Linked DNA regions of Homo sapiens: region 2 is linked to region 1. A link is a contact called in ENCODE Hi-C or POLR2A ChIA-PET data. All regions are on one chromosome and are shown on one strand. Each heading gives the region's core, a stretch centred on a gene start or an enhancer-like site at or near the end of the contact. The rest is flanking DNA. Distances are from core to core; before and after follow the strand shown. Region 1 holds the start of SIGIRR (single Ig and TIR domain containing). Region 2 has its middle 8.5 kb from the start of KRTAP5-6.

Region 1 (2,847 bases), core at 117-2,616:
TGCAGGACGTTAGCAGAGAGAGGGAAGGAGAGGGTGCCAAGCCAGCCCTGAGAGATGGTGACGCTGAGACCGGGTGCACAGAGCAGCCGCCGAGCCGGGGCTTCACAGTTGGCGGCTGACCCCAGGGCCTGTGCTGGAGGCCCTGCTCCTGCTTCCTGCGGGGGTGCCCTGGGCCCTGCTGTGCCTGCTTCCTGACCTGCAGTGTGGGGAGAACCTTCTTGAGGGGCTTCCAAGGACCCACTTCAAGGAGGGGCTGGTACCAGGCTCTGTGGGGGAAGGGGTGCTGTCTTTGGGACCCTGAGCCCAAGGCCCACCATCACCCAAGGCTGAGTACCGGGACAAAGGAAGGTCCTAGCAGGGCTGGGACTCAGTCAGACAAGTACCTGTAGAAAGCCTGCTGCTGAGAGGGTGCTCAGCCAGGGCCGGGAGGCTGGATGGCAGCCCTCCACAATGAAGCCCTGCCCCCATGTGGCTGAGGGCAGGGCCAGGGTCCAAAGGAGACCCTTGTCTGATTCTGTGGGCAATACCAGCCACCGGTCACTGGGTCCCCAGTCCCAGGTCAACCTGGGGAGTGTCAGTTTGGTGACAACAGGAGATGCCATCTGCCCCTCATCTGCTCTGAGCCAGGAGCCTCGGCCACCTGTGTTTGCTCCTTATTTGGAAAAGGGGGCGCTGCCCTCCCACCCCAGCCTGAAGGGAAGGTCCACAAGATGCCATAGTCCCTTGTAACTGCTCACCCATCGGGGGAGCTATGTCTGGGAGAGGGACGGGGAGAGGGCGGAAGAGTTCTGCTGGAGCCCCATTGTTGACCGGGAGTTTCTGAAGGCCCTGTTCCCCGGGGTCAGAGGTCAAAGACACATGGGGGAGCAAACCGGCCCCTTGGCTCCTGAGTGTGAGCTCTAGTAGCGTCTGGAAGGCATGCCGCGCGGTCCCCGGTCCTCCTTGTATGTGTGCAGGGTGGCCCTGGCGGGGGTCTCCTGGCTGGAGGACCCCCCATGCATTACCCCTGGAACCTGCCCCTTTGAGCACCCCCCACCCCACAACACACACGCACACACACAAACGCACGCACACGCACATACTGCACACACATTGCACACACGCAGACACACTGCACACACACACACACACACACACACACACACACACACACACACGCTGCACAGAGGAAAGTGCCGTGCCTGGGTGGGTTGGGGCGGGCTCCAGAGGAAGGAGCCGCTTGACTCAGAGCTACAGGAAGAGCCGGGGCAGGCGGGGTGAGAACCACCAACTGCCCGTCCTCCCGCCCGCCTAGGGAAGGGGTGGGTGCCTGGGTGGGGTTTAGGGTTAGGAGAGGATGTGACTGCAAGGCCAGGAAGCTACAGGGAAAGTTCTGATCAAAATACACAAAGACACAAGCCAGGTCCCCACCGCGCTTGGCGATGCATCCATAGCAGCCTTGGTGCTGTGGACACTCCCTGGGGCCCAGCGAAGGGGAGAGTTTGCTCCCAAAGGCGCACCAATGACCAACATTTGCCCCCCGGAGGAAAGAACTGGAACCAGGTGACTGCCTTCCCCGCTGCTCTGAGTGAGCCTGTGTCAGGGCCTGGCTGAGAGGAGGCCCACGGCGCCCAAGACCCATATGCATGTGTGTGCATGTGTGTGTGAGACAGAGCGAGGGGCAGCAGGAGGCTGTGTCGCATCAGCGGCCAAGGGTGGGTGTCAGGTGCAGTGTGTGTGCTGTGGGGTGCCTGTGGTCCTAGGCTCTGTGACAAGCGTTGCAATGGGTGTTGTATATACTCAACAGTTGTGTGAGGGGTCTGCAGCCTAAGCTGTGTGCAGTGGTAATGGGAGGTGTGTGTGGTAGGAAGTGTGCTGTGTAGGAGGTGCAAGTGTGCACACGGGCTGAGACTGAAGCTCTGTGCAGGTGCACATGGGCCAGAGGGCTGTGTGTATGTGATGTGTGCAGGGGAGGAGGGGCAGAGGAGAGGGTGCAGGGGAAGTTAGGGAGGGGAGGGGGTACAAGGAAAGGTGTGCAGGGGAGAGGGTGCAGGGAAAGGTGGGGAGGGGAGAGGGTGCAGGGGAAGGTAGGCAGAGGAGAGGGTGCAGGGGAGAGGGTGCAGGGGAAGGTGTGCAGGGAAAGGTGGGGAGGGGAGAGGGTGCAGGGGAAGGTAGGCAGAGGAGAGGGTGCAGGGGAAGGTGTGCAGGGGAGAGGGTGCAGGGAAAGGTGGGGAGGGGAGAGGGTGCAGGGGAAGGTAGGCAGAGGAGAGGGTGCAGGGGAAGGTGTGCAGGGAAAGGTGGGGAGGGAGAGGGTGCAGGGGAAGGTAGGCAGAGGAGAGAGTGCAGGGGAAGGTGTGCAGGGGAGAGGGTGCAGGGAAAGGTGGGGAGGGGAGAGGGTGCAGGGGAAGGTAGGCAGACGAGAGTACAGGGAAAGGTAGGGAGGAGAGAAGGTGCAGGAGGAGGCAGGCAGAAGAGAGGGTGCAGGGGAAGGTGGGGAGGGGAGAGGGTGCAGGGGGAGGCAGGCAGAGGAGAGGGTTCAGGGGAGAGGGTGCAGGGGAAGGTGGGCAGGGGAAGGTGGGGAGTGGAGAGCGTGCAGGGGGAGGCAGGCAGAGGAGAGGGTGCAGGGGAAGGTGCGTAGGGGAGAGGGAGCAGGGGAGAGGGTGCGGGAAGAGGGTGCAGGGGAGGGTTTGCAGGGAGAGGGTGCAGGGGAGAGGGTGCAAGGAGAGGCAGGCAGCGGAGAGGGTGCAGAGGAGGGTTTGCAGGGGAGGGCACCTGCTTTCTTGCTGTGCTCGTATCCTGGCAGTCTGCCCTTGACTTCCAGAAGGCTCTGAGGCTGCTTTTGGAGGGAGGACTTTGAGGTCTGAGCTT
Region 2 (2,847 bases), core at 225-2,724, 1.3 Mb before region 1:
AGCCCCTTGCGGGAGGGAGTGCATGAGCGAGCAAGTGTGGGATCTGGCCAGCCACTCTGAACGCTGACACGGGAGCAAACTCCACGTGGGGCCCACAGCCAGACCAGGTGTGTCACCTCGAGGAGAACATGGCAGTGCCCAGACAAGGGTGCCCGCAACCCCGAAGCCCCAGAGGGGGTGTTAGTGCTCTAATCAGCTCTTATAGTTCCACCATCCACATCCCAATGGAGGGCAATGTGTTAGCAGCTCGGTCGGCCCCTGGCCTCATCGCGTGGGGCAGCTGCCCTCTGCTGGCGAGGGCAAAGGGCCCGGGTGACATCCTTTCTAGGTACCTGCACTCTGTGGGTCCTGAGCTCTTGTCCAGCGTCCAAGAAGAATGAGGTCATGCTGGTGATTGAAGGATGGTGAAAGTGGAGACTTTTACTGAGCAATGAAAACAGCTCTCAGCAGAGAGGGGAACTGGAAAGGGGACAGGGAGGGCAGGTCGTCTTCCCCAAAGTCAGGAGATCTCTTCCTTGAAGTCAGGCCTTCTCTCTCTCTCTACCAACTGAGTCTGGAGTCTTTATAGGCCCAGGACGGGGGCAGGCCAGGCCATAGGTAGTATTGGAAAAGGCAGTATTTGATTGGTTAAAAAGGCATTATTCAAAATGAACCAATCCGGAGCGAGCAGGCAAACAAGAATAGAAGTTTTCACTCTGGGCTGCAGGTTTCAGGATGTTTTGGCTTGAAGGTGAGGTTTCACTGGGGACCCACCCCCATCTGCCTGGGATTTGTCTGCCTCCTGCCTCTATTATATCCATGGGAGGAATTTAGTTTATAGTTTAACTTGTAAGCAAGGATGATAACGGTCCCGCCCTAAAACAAATCCCCTCCTTTTTGGGGAGCTGAAACTGCCTTTATAGGACTAATGAAAGACCACAAGATTAGAATTACAGGAGGGCATGAGTTCTGCTAAAATATAGGCATAGTTTCTATAATCCCCCTCTGCTTAGGAGTCATTTGTCCAGAGATCACAAGATTTGTGGCTTCCCCAGTTGCTCCTATAGATAATATCACTGTGGTAGAATTAAGATTGGTCTTTTGAGGTGGTTTTCCAACTGACCCCATGCAGACTCGTGACTCACGACTTGTTTAACCGTTCACCCGTTGAAGGATGTCTGGGTTGCTTTCACTTTGGGGTTGTTATCCACCCAGAGGCAGATTCAGGGCACAAGGACCATTTTCCACACCCCTGTGATTGCCCCCGCAACCAATGAGGAGCACCCATTCCCCAGCCCCCCACCCACCACACTGTCCTGGAAAAACCCTAACCTTCAAGCCTTCAGGGAGACGGGTTTGAGTGATCATTCCAGTTCTTCCACCTGGCAGGCCTTGCGTTAATTAAACATTTCATTTACTGCAATACCATGTTCTCAGAGTGAACTGGTTTTGTCTGTGCAGCGGGCGGGAAGAGCCTGTCGGGCAATTACAGAAACTGGAGGAGAGATAGTCTTGCATTCCTGGCTGTACAGCCTGGAGTGGAGCTTCTGTCTCACTGGGCTGGGAGAGGGCACACGCATTGGCTCAGATACCACAGACTCACACAGTTCTCACTAAGCTTTAGTCGATTTTCTTGAATAAATGTTTCTCTATTTGAAATGGCTACAGGGCCATTTGCAGATGCTTTAAATGGTTGTTGGGGGTGGGGTTTCGTTTGTTTTTGTTTTTAAAGTCTTCACCAGTTTCACATGGAAGTGGATCTCTGGAGTTCCCCCTCATTGTCACGCTGCAGTGGGACTGCCCTGTGACTTTATTATTTCATAGCATTTGAACATAAGATAATCACAAGCTTTCAAAGGACTAAATGTTCGATGAAGAAAATGGCACAGAAAAAAAAAATGTCCCTTCTAAATAAGGACTCACTTGGTCCTCCACCAGCAACCAGGAGCACTGCCAAGTGTGTCTCTCTCCTTATGACGTGACCTTTTATCTTTAAAGGACACTGAATTTCACTCACATTATTATTTCTTACACAGTGTGTTTTTATTATTCAAGGTCACTAAGACTTTCTCCTGTTTTATTCCAAATGTTTTATTGTTTTATATTCAACATTTAGGTCTATGATGGGCATAGAGTTAATTTTATATAAAGTATGAGGTTGAGGTTGAGGTTTTGTTTTCGTTTTGTCTACGGCGGTTCAATTGTTCCAATGCCATTTTTTGGAAACGGTTCTCCTTTCGCGCGCTGGTATGAATGCGTTCCCCAAAATTCATGCGCTGTAACTTAACCCCTGTTATGGTGTTACTAAGAGGTGGGGTCTCTTGAGAAGTGATCAAGTCAGGGCTTTGCTCTCAGGCATAGATTAGTGCCTCATTAAAGGGCTGGGGGGGATGAGCTTGGGTCCTTTTTGCCCCTTATGTTTTCCACCAAAAGGACACAGCAAAGAGCCTCCACCAGATGCAGAATACTGGCACCTTGATCTGGGGACGTCTAGCCTCCAAAACTGTGAGAAATGTACTTCTATTGTTTGTAAAATACCCAGTCACAGGTATTTTGTGATTGCAGCAGACACTTCTCCATTTAGTTGTCTTGCCCCTTTGTCATAAATTAGCGCAGTCTTGTGTGTGCGAGTGACATCTCAACTCCGTGCTTTTCCCTTGATCTGTGTGTCTACCCCTCTGCCCATACCACACTGTCTACATTGCTGTCGCTTTATGGAATGTCTCAAAGTCAGCTAATGTCATTCTTCCAACTATATTTCTTGTTTCAAAATTGTTTTGGCTATTCTATTTTCTTTTCTTTTTTAAATGTTTTCTTATTACACTTTAAGTTCTAGGGTACATGTGCACAACGTGCAGGTTTGTTACA

Evidence for each region. A loop is a pair of places that touch in the nucleus more often than their neighbours do. ChIA-PET counts read pairs that join two places held with the same protein, here RNA polymerase II (POLR2A).
Region 2: a map of breast epithelium shows a loop between it and region 1 (38-fold over the local background). The contact joins the enhancer-like site here to the promoter of SIGIRR in region 1. A Hi-C loop is called at or near these places in 1 of 168 maps with a recorded cell type or tissue (breast epithelium). POLR2A ChIA-PET finds 5 or more read pairs at or near these places in 1 of 52 experiments (HEK293).

The regions. Positions count from the first base shown.
Region 1 is chr11:413,518-416,364 of GRCh38, reverse strand. It overlaps SIGIRR (single Ig and TIR domain containing), which reads left to right and starts at 1,366. Exons shown (of 10, transcript NM_001135054.2): 1 at 1,366-1,542. RefSeq lists an enhancer at 274-893.
Region 2 is chr11:1,704,223-1,707,069 of GRCh38, reverse strand. No RefSeq gene overlaps it. Among named protein-coding and RNA genes, the nearest start is that of KRTAP5-6, 8.5 kb to the right of the region's middle. Within about 2 kb of position 1,474, at least 2 of the 41 ENCODE cell types and tissues checked have a DNase peak (open chromatin) inside an H3K27ac peak, as active enhancers do; they include breast epithelium, where a contact is called at or near this core.